Regions from separate parts of the Mus musculus genome. Here region 1 is linked to region 2. Evidence: chromatin loops called from intact Hi-C (ENCODE). Cell type or tissue: left cerebral cortex. All regions are shown on one strand.

Region 1 (8,000 bases), 94 kb after region 2:
ATCTGGTTAACAATATGTAGGAGATATTTTGTTTCAGGTGATCATAGATATTTGTACCTGGCTCTGAAATGTGTACAAAAGGATAAAAGGACAAATGTGTGTGTGTGTGTGTGTGTGTGTGTGTGTGTGTGTGTGTGTGTGTGCGCACGCGATCAGCGTCTTTTTTGTGTGTCTTAGGTTTTGTGGACAGAGTCTGGCAATACCGTCCTTCCTGGCCTGGAACCTGCTTTGTTGACCAGGCTGGCCTCAGACTCCTGGTAATTCCCCTGACTCTGCATCCCAGAGCCTAGGATTACAGAAGTGTGCCATCATGCCCGCTCCCACACTGAACTTTGTGATGATCACTTGGAATGTAGTCAAAAGCAGCTTCCTTCTGTCAGCCTCACCCTTGGGAAGTCTGGGGGGGGGGGGGGCGGATCTCAGAACTTCTGCAAATGGACAATAGGAGTTAGGTAAAGCAGCAAATCCTACCCTCAGTGGTAAGGCTACCTTTTCTGAAGGTGGAGTTGAAGTCTTTGAAAAGACAGTAACTGGGCTGTTTGCTTAAAGAAAAATTAAGAAACCTCCCAAGACCTTGAGTTTTTTTTTTTTTTTTTTTGTTTTGTTTTTTTTTTTTTTTTTTTTTTGAGTTCCCAAGACCTTTGAGATTCTTAGCCATGAGGACATTTTCTAGATGGGTTGGTCTGGGGACAAGTTACTAAATTCTTCCAGAACTGGAGCCTCATAGGGTTGCTGTGAGCATTCTGTCAGGTCCAAGATCCCGACATAATGGCCAGCCATAAAGGACCTGGCACAGAGCCTGAGGGCTGACAGCACTCATGAGATGGTCAGCATCTTGACTGTTGGTCACATTATTCTTAGCACACAGAAGAGGACAGACACATGACAAGCTCATCCAAATTCCTGGCTCATGCCTCTGCTGAAGATGACCAGTGTACACTCTGTGAGACATCCCCGGAGAGATGTCTCAGTGGATAAGGGCACTGGCTGAACTTCTGGAGGACACAGCTCCTACATGATGACTCAAGTGTCTGCAACTCTAGTTCCAGGCGACCTTACCTCTCTTCTGACCTCCATGGGCTCCAGCCACACATGTATATGTGACATTTATGCAGGCAGAACACTCCGACACATACAGTAAGTAAATGCTTTGAAAAGGAAGAAAATACACAGTGTGAGTACACTGAGTCTAGACTATTATGAGCTCAGGCTTACATCTACAGCTTCCTAACAGTCTTTTTTATTGTTGAGTGGTTTGTTTTGGTTTGGTTTTATTTTGTTTTTTACTTGCCTTTTCCACAGGCACCCAACCCAAGAAAACAGAATGGAATACATTGCCTCTCTTGTTGTGGAAAACACCATGGCCATCCATTCAGAAGTGGTTTTCCAGACTCACCCTTCTCTCCTTCCTGCTTCCAGTGTACTAGCAAATGGTGTTTGTTGCTGTTGTTGATGATGATGGTGGTGGTGGTGATGTGGGTGTTTCAAGACAGTTTTACTATGTAGTCCAAGCTGGCCTAGAACTCACAATGCGGCCTAGGCTGACCTAGAACTCACAATACTGTCTCCAGTTCTCAACAACGCTGGTATTGCAAGGGTGCTCAGCAACAAGGTCTGTTTCCTAGGAATTGTGTTTATTTCTTCCACTCCACTACTCTTTAGTGCATGGCCTATGTCTCCCTGCTCCCACGCTTGCCCCTTCCATCACTCTGTCCTTGCCAGAATGTCCTTTCTGCATTCTCCATTTATTTCCAGACTCTGGCCCCCAACAGTGTCTGACCCCAGGCAGTCCTGCAATCCTTTTCATACGCCTTCTTTAGTTTCAACACAGCTGCCCAAAACATTCCTCCCTTCCTCGTGTCTGGCGGTCTATGACTGGAATGTGTCACATGATCATTCCCCAACTGGGCTCTGTCCCCACAGGCTGTGGACCTCCATCCTAGAGACACCAGGCTGGGTGGCGGTGGTTGTTCTCTGTCGTGTCTCATCTCTGTCACCGAGCTTAGCTCTAGGTGTTACGTTTACTTGTGGGCACAGGGAGTGGAATCCATTCCACATTCAAAGGAGAATAAAGGTGAAGGAGAAAGCTCGATGTGTCGGCCAGGGTCCTGCTGGGGACAGATGGCATTCTCACAGGCAGAATGGAACTTTACAAAGACGAGGAAGGTTACAGAAATCAGCATGGGCTGGCAGAGCACCCAGGCCTCGAAGTGGTTGGTGCCATGTTCACCTCTAGCTGCTCAGAGATGTTTTATGCAGAGCCAAGCCATGACAGACACTGCCTGGCACAGACGAAGCCACTGGTGCTGATACAATGACCTTATTCACCTGCCTGCCATGCTACCTACAGGATGAACCCAAAGTCAAGGCCAGCGTGAATGGAGTCCTTAAAGGCCAGCCTTCCAGGTACAGAGTAGAGCTAGAAAGTAGGTCTGCAGAGGAAAAAACAACAAAAATTGCCAGGAATTCCTTTGTCCCCCTAATGAATGAAGGCAATGTACTTATGAGCAAGAACGTGGCACCCATTTTCCCAAGCAAGTAGGGTCACATTCTTTCTCCGGAATAACAGTCACTAGGCCCCCAAGAAACAGTTTCTGTTCTCAGCTTATTACAAAGAGATGTCTTCGGGGGTGGGGGGTGTCCACAAGAAAACTAAAACTAGTGGCTTATTGGCCACAGGAGTCTAATGAGTCCATTATCTGCAAACTCCAAACTTCTATCTTTCTAAGAAGGCTCATATACCAAGTCTCTTGTGTATAGCCTGATTGGTTTTTTCATGACAATGAACTGAATATATGTTCTATGCCTTGTGACAGAAAGCCTGGGCCTAAATCATGGTGATACCCTGAGATCTGGTGTCATGGATCAACTTGTAACCCAGCACTTGGGAGGCTGAGGCTGGAAGTTAGCTGTGAATCTGAGGCCAGCCTAGGTTATAGAACGAGTCCTGATCTCAAAATAAGTGAACAACCAAACAACAACCCCCCACCCCCAACCCAACCAAATAACCTCCACCAACAACCATAACCACCACCACCCAAAACATCCACCCTACTACCCCTGAAGAAAGTACTGAGTGCAAAAGCAATTCTGTCCTCTGGGGCTGCAATCCAGCAATGCCCTCTCTAGTGTGATCAAGTGTGGAAGAAGCTGTTTCTATTCTACAATCGCCTAATGGAGCCCACTGTGTATGAAAGTCAGGGTCACGTTGGGATGACAGCCACCAGCTAGGACAACTCAGGGGGGAGCAGCAGCCTAAGGCAGGCAAGGAGGCGGGGAGGTGGGAGCCTTGCAAGTCATTGGTGTTTACTTCTGTGAAGGTCAAGGGCTCCAAAGAAAACCCAGTGAAGCAAGGGAGCTTACCATTAGAATAGCGCCGCCTGTCGGGAAAACGCAGAAGCGCACGTGCCTCCTGTACCTGGGAGAAGCAGCCACAGCAAGCAAGGGGCCACGCAGCTTCCTCTTTAGGCATCGCGGGTGGGCGGGGGTGGGGGGTGGGGGTGCCGGCCCCTTCTCCAGCTGGGGCGCTGGAGAGAGGCGGGGTGCCTGTAGAGACTCTGCTGAGTCTAGGTGTCCTGGGATCTCGACCCTCTCCGTCGGGGGCCATGCTTTCATAACCAATCTGCCAGCCACTCATTCTGTAACAGCCAATAAAGACATAGGAGCACATAGTCCCGGTAAAGCCCACTTCACTATGAGGGAGTACAGCGCCGCCTTGTGTCCGAGGTGCAGCTTCAAGGAATTTGTCAACCTTGCTGTTGGGTTTGGGGTTCCTGCAAGATACTTACTGCCCTAGTGTGTGCAGGCTATAGCAAGTGCTAACTCATCAGTGGCAGGGACCGACTGGGTATTTCTTAAGCTCACTGGAACAGCACCTCTTTCCTAAGTGATTCTTGTTGTTCACATGCCAGGGGGCCGGAAACAGGGCTGGGTTTTATCTTTATTTTGAGACAGGGTTTCACTACACTGCCTAGGTTAGCCTTGAATTCAAATACACAGTCTAGGCAAGCCTCCTGCCTCATTCTTTCAAGTAACTCCCACTTCTGGCTTTTCTGTAATGTTCAATTCAGAGTACAATCTGTAAACACCAACTTGAGGACTACACCACTGCAGTGGAAGCTCCATCCTTTTGTCTTCAGAGTATGTCCAGAGACTTTTGACCCAGATGGGATTTTGTTTTCATTATCTTTTTAATAACAGAATGATGTAAATGAAAACCACACAGACATAAGGTCCTGTGGACATACACAAAGCAAGCCATGAAACGGCTCATTGTTCCTAGGATGCCCCATCTCTTCTCCATCCACAACTGATGCACATGGCCTGTGTGCATTTCCTCTTTCCTCTGCTCTGGACTGGCTTTTGTCCTCCACAGATGCAGGCCTAGAGGATATAGACTGGCTTTGCCTGTTTTGATCATCAGACAAACAGAATCTTAATGAAGGCAGTGTCTGTGGGTCTTATAGGTTTTTCTCAATGCCATCTGTCCATGGATGCTCCTGTATGGTTTTCACTCTGACATATCCATTTTACTGATGGCTTGTTTTGGATTGGGGATATTACAAACCATGTCTCTATGATCCGACTAGTGCAGGTGGGCTGGTGAATCTGTCCGTGAGTGTGTTGGTGGGGTCTTCAGAGGCAGGCTGCAACTTTATACTCATGTGTAGTCACTTTTCAGTGTGACAACACCAATCCCTGCCAGGGCATGAGACAGTTCCCATCGTACCATCACTTGGTGTTACCAGACAGGACTTTTTCTTCTGTCAACTATGGTAGCTTTGGTTTATGTTACCTTATGGTGGCTGTAATTTGACTCCATGTGGGTGTTGATATTGAATACATTTGCAGTGTTTATTGGCCATGTGGATTTCCCCTGATACCTAGAATTCAGTTTTGGCTCCCTTTTCTGTTGCATCATCATCCATAATGAATTACATGAACTCCTCGTATGCGATGCTGGTTCTTTGCCGTCTCAATCCTACTACAAATGGCGAGTTCAATCAGTTCAACTTGAAAGCGCCTGAATACCTGTCCCTTGTTAATCACGCACTCACAGGTGGCCTCTGACACTGGATAGATTGTCTCCTTCACTTCCTTTGTTCATTTTTTGAGGAATCAGACATGTCTGTTTCCAATGCAACGAGCTTTTCCCAGCCTTTCGTTTTATGTCCTGCTTTGTGTCCTGTTTAAGAAATCTGTGTCTTGTGGCTGAACGTGACCTGGTGGTACAGGGGACTTAGGACTGTTCTCAAGAAATTCTGGTCTTGGTCTTTCGCTCATACTGCTTCCATTGGTGTGGAGACGGCGTCCTCCCAGCTTCCTGTGGCAGGAGGGAGGCAACTGTGTTTACAAAAAGATCATTCATATCATTTATACCTCCTTCTTTGGGGGAAACAGAGTCCTTTTGATAGCCCAGGTCAGGACCGGGCTGAGGAGGGTCTCTGTGAACCACGGGGAGGAAGGGTGAGCTGCAAAGGGGTGACGCCCACCTAGAATTAGAGCACCTACTTTCTGTTTATTCTGAGGTGAGAAGGGTGGAAGACAGTGGAGTGGTAGGAAAACTCTTCCTCCATGGCTAAATTTGGGACCCAGGGGCACAGCTCTGTGCTGACTGAGATAGAACAGGTGTCTGGGCAAACTAGGAAGGTGGAGGCCATTAATTCTCAGCATCTGCAGGGACCAGCACAACTGAGCCTCCTTGAACTTCCGAGGCTGATGGGACCTTCCATGCAGGAAGTGCTAGGAGACAATTGCTCAGTCGGGGAATGAGCACTTTGGAAAAAGCTTTTCAATTACACGACCCCCCCCCCCCAACAGGTTTTTGTTTTATTTTAAATAGCCACTAGGTGGCAGGTTTAGTCACATCTGGATGCTTGCAGCAAAGGGTTCAGAGAAGGACTATGGAGGGAACTAGGGATCTGGATTTAAATTCAGCCTTCCTTTAATTCTGTTTGAGAACTCATCAGAGTTTTAAAACACATATTTCTGTGATGAGCATTACACAGTGAGGCTGAGACAAGGCCTGCTGCAGCACCTCCTTTTTGAGCTTTTAAAGATGGCGTGGACTTAGCTTCCGAAGTATTTCTAGATCTGTTTTGTTGTGGCCAGACTGTAAACATTCAGTAAATCAAATTGTTCTATTAGGAAATAGCCTTTTACTGGCAGGATTTGGCAAGCTGCTTTGTTTACCGCCTCTGGAGGGTTCCAGACTTGGGGAGCCACTGACAAGAAGCCTGCCCCGCCTTCCGTTTCCTGCCCTGCCTTGCCTGCTCCTCAGCTTCAATGCCATCATTGGCCTCCATCTTCTCTGCAGTCTCAGAAAATCCCAGATCTTCCCTGTTCTTCATGCCATTCTTGCCTGTACAGGACCAGTAGGTACAAAGTTGAACAGTCCTCTGAGGGGAGAGTGAATATGATTATAGGAAAGACAGAAAAGAAGACTGACTCAGAGACAAAGGTTAGAAATCAGGAGGGCTGTCCAGTCAGTACTGTGGCAGCCTGGAGTTTAATTCTCTTACACTTTATATACTTTACAGTATCTTGGGAAACAAAGTCACAAGCCAGCAGAGACAATGGTTGATGAACGTTAGATATCTATACATTCGATATCTGCCTCCCTATTCCTCCCTGTTCCTTCCTCCAAGATTAACAGAACATTCAACCCCCCACCCCCTCTTAAGCTTCAAGTGTATCCCCTCTTATCATTCCATAGGTCAGCAGGTCAGGAAATATGACATTAGATCCTGGCCTGACTTGATGCTATCTGACAGGTGGGCTTTCACAGAAGCAGGCAAAATGGCTCCTGACACTTGCCTTGCATTTTAAAAATAAGTAAATCAAAAACAAGTTGTGCATTGGGGAAAAAAATGAGAGGTTTCAGAGTTTGATTCTCCAGAATCCACAAGAAACTGGATTCAATGGCTCACTTGCATCTGTGATTCCAGCATCCCATTGATGAGATGGCAGGTACAGACAGGAAAATGGTCTGGATGCTTTCTGGATAGCCAGCTTGCAGCTTTCGTGCAGAGATTAGAGAACAACTTTTCAGAGTGGGTCTTGCCCTTCCATCTTTGTTGAGGCAGGATTGCTTGCAATATAATACACTGGGGATTGGGTATGCCAGGACATATCTGTGGAGGTCAGAAGACAACTTCTGAGAGTCAGCTCTTCACTTCCACAGTGCAGCCCAGGAATTGAGCTCAGGTCTTGTCTGCCAGTGCCTTTACCCACTGAGCCATCTTGCTGACTCGTCTTGGTAATTTTCAGTGACTGCAGAAACACATTGCACTCTGTGGCTGTTGAGTATTCTGTGAGTGTAGTAGGAACCAGTTATTAATGATGCGACTCAGTTCCTCTACATTTCTGGAGACTCACTCTGTTATCTATAATTACTCCAGAGTGTTTGGTGTTAGAGCTTCTAGGCAAGCACTCCACTGAGTTACACACTCACTTCTCGCATCCTGCCTGAAATTGAGAGGGGAGCACTGCCGGTTCCTACCCTAACACTGCATTCCTTCCGTCAGCGGTATGCATCATTCCTTCCTGTGTTTTGAAGCTCTGTTTTTGGATGTACATGTGCTTAATTTAGCCTTGACAGGCCTGTCATTTTAGAAAGATTTGTTTTTTCATTTATTTTATTTTTGTTTCTATAGGTGTTTTGTCTGTAGATATGTTTGTGTATCCCATGCATACTTAGTGCTTGTGAAGGCCAAGAGAAGGCATCTGATCTCCTGGAACTGGAATTACAAACAGTTGTTACCAACAATGTGAGTGCTGGGAATTGAACTTGAGTCTTCTAGAAGAGCAGCCGGTGTTGTTAACCTCTGAGCCATCTCTCCATCCCAAGAGTTATTCTTGTGTGTGCGTGTGTGTGCACTTCTGTGTATACCTTGTATGTACAGATGCTTGTGGAGGCTAGTGAGGATGTCAGGGAGTTGTGAGCTGCCTAACATGGGCTGAGGTCTGAATTTCTGGAAGAACAGTAAAAGCTTTTAACC
Region 2 (8,000 bases):
GCCAAAGGCCTGAAAACCCAACTGATAGAGAAATCTACTACCCCAGTGGACTTTCTTTGTCTTGACCATGTGGCCTTTTGGGAGATTTCTGTACACAAATGAGTGAAGCCCAAAGTCACCCATCTGTGCGTGGGTGTGGCCCATGTCCTCCATCTGCTCCTAGGATTAAGTGTGCTAGGGTGGACACTGGAAGGACTTTTGTTTGAATCTGTGGGCCTTTGGGGCTGTTATCCAGGTCCTGAGGCTGGGCCTTTTCACACTGGATTATAGGTTCTTCCTTCATAGTTGGAGGAGGCATCAGGCAGTCCCTGCTTTTGACTGTCCACTTTCTGACAGAGTTGTGGCCATTGTTCATCGGTTTTTCTGGATGCCATGGGAAAATTTGAAGACCTAGTGCAAGAAGACTGTGGAGTTTCTAGGTATAGCCAGCTATGTTGGGGATGTCTTTAATATCAGGGCTGTCCAGAAAGGTCACTGTGACCCAGGCCACCAGATCTCATGGGACAGACACAGGCTCACTGGGCAGGGACATATTAAGTACTGACCTCCTGAAGGTACTCTGACTGGGGAAGTTTTAGATGTGTCTATAAACTTCCTGAGATATCCCTAGTCCCATTTAAAAGAGATAGGCTTATATGTCACGACCTCTGAACTTGCTCTCTGTCCTGCGAAGGACCACACTATAAGGACCAGAAACAGGTCCACATAGAGACCAGAGGACTGGGTTAGTACCTCATCTTCAATGATGTTATTGTTCTCAAGGAAGCTCTCCAAGACCCAAGGGGCTCCCTGGATGGTCCTGGTTGTATAGGTTGGTGCCAGTCTGCTCAGGCTCCTGATGCTTGGTCACTGCCAGGCAGAACCTGCAGGTAGAGAAGAAACCAGGGAGACAGTAGCACCTTCTGAGCCCAGGGCAGAGGTGTAGGCAGTAGCTGTGCCTGTGACCCTCTAGGTTCTACTTGGGGCTGATAAAGAACAGATACTGAGGTAGAGTCTGTCCAAATCAGAAGGTGGTCTTACACTCCTGGGAGCACTGCACCTGTTCAGCTGCAGGGACTGAACCTGGTGATGTCTTGTGTTCCTGGGGTTAGTGATATTTTCCTGTCTGGTCTGCAGTGTATGGAAACTGCTTTGGGGGCCTAGAAGCATAAGGAGAAAAGGAGGAGCAATCTATTAATTTGTCTTTGGAACAGAACTGTTTTGCCCTGTGCAGGTCCTCAACATTGAACAAGTCAACAGCTGCTGGAGTGTCACTGGGCACTGGAGAAGATGACGACACAGGATCTCCACACAGGAAGCATCTTTCCTTTATTCTGAAATCCTGTCAAATCCTTCGTGGGCAGCAGCGCCCCAAAGAGGAACATAAAGTTATCGTTTAAAGCCTGTGTACTGGATGGCTGCAGTTCCAGCTCTATCCTGCTCATCTGAAAGCTATGCACAGCCTCTATCCATACTATGGGGACCACATGGGTGAAGGCCAGACACTGGCCATTGCATTGATCCAATGAGAAGCTGGTGGTGCCAAGGAAAAACTCCTCCCCTGTGGCCTCTTCGTGTGGTGGCCTTCTTGATTCTGTGGTAGAGAAGGCTTCACTCTGCTTTGGACATGGGTCTGGATGCTCAGGATTAATGTTTCTCTGGGCCTGGGGGAGTTTTCTCATATAGATGGCAGGGGTCCTACAGCAAACTCGGTAACAGTGGGGTGCTCTTGGGCACTAAAGAAAATGATGACACAGGCTTCCCACACAGGAGGTTTGATTCCTTTATTCAGAAACTCTAGTACTTCCTTCTTGTTGGGCAGCAGAGTCTCAATGAGGAACACAGAATTCTTGTCCAAAGCCTGTGTGCCTGATGGCTGCAGCTCCAGCTCCATCCTACTCATCAGGAAGCTGTGCACAGCCTCCATCTCCTGGGCACCCAGGTCTGTGAACAGCTGGGCCTTGCCTTTCAACATCCAGCTGGGGTACTCTGCCATGGTCTCCTGTAGAACCAACACGATGGCCATGCAGCCCAGTGCCAAGATCCTTTGTGCCAACTCCATGGCTCTGGAACTCAGCAGAAGAGAGAACACTTAGGTATTTCTGTCTCCAAGTCAGCACTCCAGAGCACCTTGTCTCTAAGTCCTGTCTTTCCTACTAACTGTGCTTCCTCCCTTACCCAACTGAAGCCAGAGTTGGAGACTCTGGGTCCTTATGCACAGTTCACAGTGCTGTCTGGGCCCCTGTTTGCAACCACTTATTTCCTCCAGGGTATGAAAACCTCTTATAGTCTTTCTTATCTAGAGCATTCATGATTCCTCCTTCTCTTGGTGTTTTCTTACTGGGGAAAATTTCTTAGCATGGACCATCATGAGTCACAACAGATCAAGGCTTGATCATTCTGGGCAGCAAAGGGCTTATGTCCTGGCAGGACAGGTAGTGTACTGATAAACAAAACCACCAATGACCTTTTAGGGGCATGCATTTTGAAATTTCAGGTGTATGTTCAAAGTACAGTTTTTAGGGTTCAGCTCCCTGAGTTCAATTCCTGGTAGGTCACAACACCAAGGGCTGCTTGTGTGACCTTGCACATGCTTTTTAAAGTCTCTAGGGCTCCCTTGTCCAAGTGCAGAATGGAAATGATAGGAGCCACATGCAATTTTCTAAGGTTACAGAGAGAAACAAGATGAGAAACGTGGGGGACAATTGCAGCCTTCCAGGAATGCATGTTGTATCTATGTCTCTTCAGAGTGACTCTGATGATAGTTTGGCTTTAGAAATTTTGAGTAATACAGACTGGACTGAATGTGAATCCAGGATGGGCAAACTCCAGCTCTACTTAGCTCTTTTAGATTCCAGTTGGGTACCAAAGTCTTGACCACCAATGATGTCAGATGGGCTGGGCTACATCAAAGGAAGCCCCAGTGCTAGGATGGGGAACTCCCCTAGGACTTGCAGGAGGGTAAGAGTGATGGTTGCTCTCTGCTCTTGGGTAATGGGTCCCTGAGGACCGTGATAGTCACTTCTGCATCCTTATATTTCTAAGCCAGCTCCTCTGTGCTGTTGTAGAAATCACATTTACAGGAAGGCAGATCTACAGTGCAGAACATCTGGGCTTCTGTAATTCCCAGGGTCTTCAGCCCAGTAGGGGGCAGTAAGTGTCCTTCCATACAGTTCTGCAAGATAAACCTGCTGTGCACTTTCCTGGCTCTGCTACAGAGGCCCCACTCTTGAAGGCCTAACAGAGGCCACACTCTTGAAGGCCTGACATTGGATGACATGGTCTAGAGAGGGAATCTGGGAGTGCCAAGATAAACCTCATCCAGTGGCTTGGTGGCCTCCTCTAGCATGTCACAGAGGAGGCTATACTCTGCTTTGGAGAATCTGGAACTCATGTTATCCTGTGACAGCGACAGTGCTCTCATCTATAGGGGCTGTGGCAGAGGCCTGACAGCAATCTGACATTCCACTGGTCCTGGCTGCCAAAGATGAGAATATTGAGTTCCTTGTTCAGAATGTACTTTCTCTTTATCCAGAAAACCCAGCACATCTTTCTTCCTGGGCAGCAGCATCTCTATAAGGTACTCAGAGTTCTTGGCCCAAGTTGGTGTCGTGATGGCTGCAGTTCCAGCTCCTCCATGTGTTCCAGTAAGCTGTGTACAGCCTTTAGCCCACAAAATCCAGGACCCAGAACACTCAGGCATTGTCATTAAGTGTCTACCTGGGGCATTGTCATGAACATCTGTAACATCTGAGGTGTCAGTCACTTAATCCTGTGTCCGGTTCCTTCAGACCAGCCCCAGGGCTCCAGAGTTCCGGACAGAGCAGAGCAGAAGACTTCAGTATTTCCATCTCCAGGCCAATACCCCAGGCTAGCTCATCCCCAGGAGTTGTCTGCTTTTTCTGCTGACTTTGCTTTCATGCCCAGCCCCAGTGGAGACCAGAGCGAGAGTAGCTGGGTTGCCACCTCGGTTCCCAGTGCTGAGCACGTACTTACTTCTTCCCCTCATCTGTGAAATCTGATTTACATAAACTCTTCCATTTCCCCACTTCTTCTGGTGTCATCTCAGTGGGGAACATTCTTCAGCCATCTGAAGTCACAGCAACCCAAGGCTTAGTTATCTAGAGCTACCGACAGAGCGCTGGGCCAACAGAAAAGGGTGCCTTTATGATACAAATTCCCTTTCAAGGGGATGTATTTTGAATGTTAGTGTATTTGCTCAAATTCAGGCTCTGGGGTTAAGCTGCCTGGGTTCAAGTTCTGGGAAATCACACCACCAAGGACAACCTGGTTATCTTGGTTGTGTTAAACAATCTGAGCCTCTATTAGCTCGATGGTAAAATATAATGACAACAGCAGCATGCATATCCTGTGAGTGTGGAGAGAAGCAAGGTAACAGAAATACAACAGGCTCAGGACAATGCTGGTCTTCCAGGAGCAGTGTGGTGGCAATGCTTGTATGTATGTATGTATGTATGTATGTATGTATATATGCATGTATGTATGTGTTTTTTTTTTCAAGACAAAGTTTCTCTGGCTATCCCAGGTTGCCCTGGCACTCATTTTGTAGACCAGGCTGGCCTCAAACTCACAGAGATTCACCTGCCTCTGCTTTCTGAGTGCTGAATTAAAGGCATGAACCACCATGCCCAGCTACACTTCTTTTTAAAGTGAACCCCAATGATACTGTCTGGACCACAGCACATCAGAGATTTTGAGTACTGTAGATGGTATGAAGCAAGGATATGGAGAATCCTGCCCTGACAGCCTTCTCTGGCCGTGCAACAGTGCATTCAAGTTTGGGATCTCTTTCCTACCAAGGCTAGATAAGCATGTCAGGTTTGACCTTCGTCCTTTCCAGATTCAGGGAAAGCTTGGCCAAGGTTTTCACCCTCCTGCCCTGTCCTCAAATTATCAGCCATGCACTGTGTGTGCAAGCAAGCATGGTAGAGTTGATCGGTGCTCAGAGTCCCTGATGGCTGCTTCTTTATGCACCCTCGTAGCTGTGGTTGGAATTCGGGGTGGTGGACCCTGCAGTGTGCAGAGTCACTGAGAGGCCTCAGCCCTTCACACATGCTGACTGCTGTCACTGTCATTAGTCCTGGCTTCTCCAGATCTCAACTGTACTGGATGGTTCTAGACCCCATGAGGAGCCTCACATGGTGCCATTCCTGAACAAAGGAGCTGTCTTTCTCATGGCTGATGCTAGAGGTTTCTACTGGTCGTTGGAATTTCACTCAAATATCTCTCTATGTCTTTAGCTCAAGTCCTCACAGCTGCAGAGGGGGCGGGGTCCTGAGGCCTTGCTTAAGTCCTGGCTGTGAGTAGGTGGAAGGAGTCTGAGGAGCCTTTGCTGTCATAGGGAATTAACTACCTTGCCTACATGAATGTAGCCCTTAGGAGAAATGTGGAGAATACTCTTTCTCTTGTTGAGACAGACACAGAGATGGCTCAGAGCTCTGTCTGGTGTGTGTCTTTCACCTCCTAACACTGGGGACAAGACTATATACTTGGGTGCATTTCACCCAATAATGGCTTTCAGAGTAAGAGTCAAGCAAAGGGAGGCGAAGTTGCTTTCCAGAGATCCCAGCAAGGAGCTGGGCCACAGGACCTGAGCCTTGGAGATGCCAAAGGTGTTTCTGCATAACATACCTCGCACTCAATGTACTCATATAAGACTATTTTCCTTCTGGATTCTTCTCTTCGGAGAACTTTCCCCACTTGGCTCTCCATGCCAAGTTCATAACCTCGGTCCCTATTCAAAATCAATTAAGACCTGGCTTCAGCAAGGGCCTTTCCTCTTAATTATTCTTTAGTCTTTATTTTTAAATTTGTGTTTTGAAAATTTCCTACACTCACTTTTGGTGATGTTCACCCCTCTCTCTCAAAACAAAAGAATACACATGTGATATATATATACATCATCAAGGATGGACAGAAAAGCATCTCAGGAACATATCATGTATATATACATACATATATATACATACATACATACATACATACATATATATATATACATATCATGTATATATATATACACATACATATATATATCATGTATATATATATATATATATATATATATATATATATATATATACATACATACATATATATATATCATGTATATATATCAAGGCTGACTACTCTGCATTGGGCAACCAAAGGGGCCTTGTCCTTGAGAGAGGCTAATTCTCCTTCTCTCAGCATTTATTAGTGTCTATAGTTCTTTGTCTTGAGGTGGGACCACCCCCCAAATTTTCCCTCTTCCAAGTTAACACATCCATTGATATTGTATTATTCTAGTCTTGTTTATGCCCCCATTTGTAGGAGAGACTATTTTACAGCAGACTTCCTGGTAGTTTGGGCCTTAAAATATTTCTTCCTCTTCTCTCTGTCATGTTCTCTGAGCTGTATGTTCAGTAGCGGTGATGCGGCTGTGTCTGTTGGGGTTGGGCTTCGCATGGTCCATGGAGTTCTGCATTGTGTTAGCTGTGGTGTTCTGTGGTGGTCTCCATTGGCTGTAAAAAGAGGAAGGGTGGTAGTTACATTTGTCTCTGGGGATACTGATAAGATTTAGAATTTAGTAAGGGATTATGCTGGTCTTTCGGAGTGGCGGTAATAGACTCTTCCCTAGCATCTATGACCTCACTCGTCACAGGAAGCTGGCTAGGTTTCCAGCACCAGGCATGGTTTCCCTCCTGGTGAGTGAGCCTTCAGCCCTGTCTGACCTAACCACTGACATGTGAGTGGCAACATTAGTATTAAAAGGCAAACAAAAACTCCCTCCCCGAGGCTTTCAGTTGCCAATAATTTCTCAGCTAGGAGCAGAATTTCATGCTTACCTTTCCTCTCCATGCTGGCATTTGGTCTGACTTGAGCTTGCACAGGACTTGTGCACACTATCACAACTCTGAGTTTGTCTATGCAGCTGCCCTGCTGCATCCAGAAGACACTATGTCCTTGTGTTCATTCACTGGCTCTTAAACTTTTTTTACCCTCTCATCCATAATGAGCCCTGAACCCTTGGTGTGTGTGTGGTGCAGATGAAAGACCCTTTTTGTCTTGGACCTGATGGTCACTTCCTACTCCCTGCCTGCCCCCCATCCCTGCCCCCCAGCACTTTGCTACTGAGTCTGTAGAAGAGTGAGCATCACTTGACAATAGTGAAATTATGCCTGCCCCATCTCCTGGTGAGCTGGTGAGCTATGGGAGCCTCAGCTCTTTTTTCTGTGTATCTCCTGGCCCTGGTGATCACAGTCAAGGATGGACAGAAAAGCATCCCAGGAATTGTCTCGGGTTGTAGGTGCTGTTGCTGCCTCAATTGAATTCCTAATATTTGGCCAATGCCAGTGGTATCTGCTTGGAAGCGAAGAAGCCGAGTGGCTCTGGGCATGGGATTGCCTGTTAGCACTTTTCATGAAACATACTGTGGGCCAAGGATGTGAAAGTTGCCTCTTGCTCAGGAATGATTAACTGCCAGGCATTTGGAAGGCTTCTCATCATAATCTGCCATCCGAGGGCCAGAATGTCCATGAGTGATTCCATCCCATCCTTGAGTGCATGGTGACATATGACCAGATGTACATACGGACATGTACAAGACTGGAGGGTGGAAGGACATATAGACACATACAATAACAGGAGAACCTTCAGGCATTCTATCCTTCCTCTCTGGGCCTTCCCACCTGGTCCAGGTGGCAGCTGACTCCTTCCAGCCTTAGGACAGCATCTGCCTGGCTTTGAAACTAATCTTTAGGCAGCAGTTGCTTCAGTGGCTTCAGGGCTCTCGTTGGAGCTGCTAAAGAGCAGGTGCTTGGCAGAATCTGTTTGAAGTAGAAAACCACCCAGTGTTCCTAGGACACTGTGTCTGCTCCAGTGTGTGTTGCACGATTTGGTATCTCAGGCTCCTGGGGTTGGTGGTGGTCTGTCTCCTCTTCAGTGTCTGGAAGCTGTAGAGACATGGGGGAAAATGGAGGGCAGGAGTCAAGTGTTTCTCTATTCCAGAATGTCTCCAA

The links. Hi-C counts contacts between places; a loop is a spot of excess contacts. Peaks named below come from ENCODE experiments on the same cell type or tissue, not always from the same donor. Only the 100,000 strongest peaks of a DNase experiment are listed, where the experiment ranks them.
Region 1: a loop joins it to region 2, with 5 times the contacts of the local background. A loop is called at or near these places in 25 of 42 quality-filtered maps.

Annotation. Positions count from the first base shown.
Region 1 is chr6:48,855,971-48,863,970 of GRCm38, reverse strand. It overlaps Gm7932 (predicted gene 7932), which reads right to left and starts at 3,642. Exons shown (of 3, transcript NM_001358003.1): 1 at 3,364-3,642; 2 at 1,060-1,148. The coding sequence starts at 3,615. Gm44764 (a long non-coding RNA gene) reads left to right here. Exons shown (of 3, transcript XR_001785236.2): 2 at 862-1,137; 3 at 1,303-2,514. In left cerebral cortex, CTCF peaks have their summits at 3,424, 3,697 (motif pointing left), 5,672 and 5,875 (motif pointing right); DNase peaks (open chromatin) are centred at 3,421 and 3,692; H3K4me3 peaks cover 228 bases.
Region 2 is chr6:48,950,300-48,958,299 of GRCm38, reverse strand. It overlaps the pseudogene Gm18538. Among named protein-coding and RNA genes, the nearest start is that of Gm24348, 20 kb to the right of the region's middle. In left cerebral cortex, a CTCF peak has its summit at 3,118 (motif pointing right); DNase peaks (open chromatin) are centred at 14 and 3,132.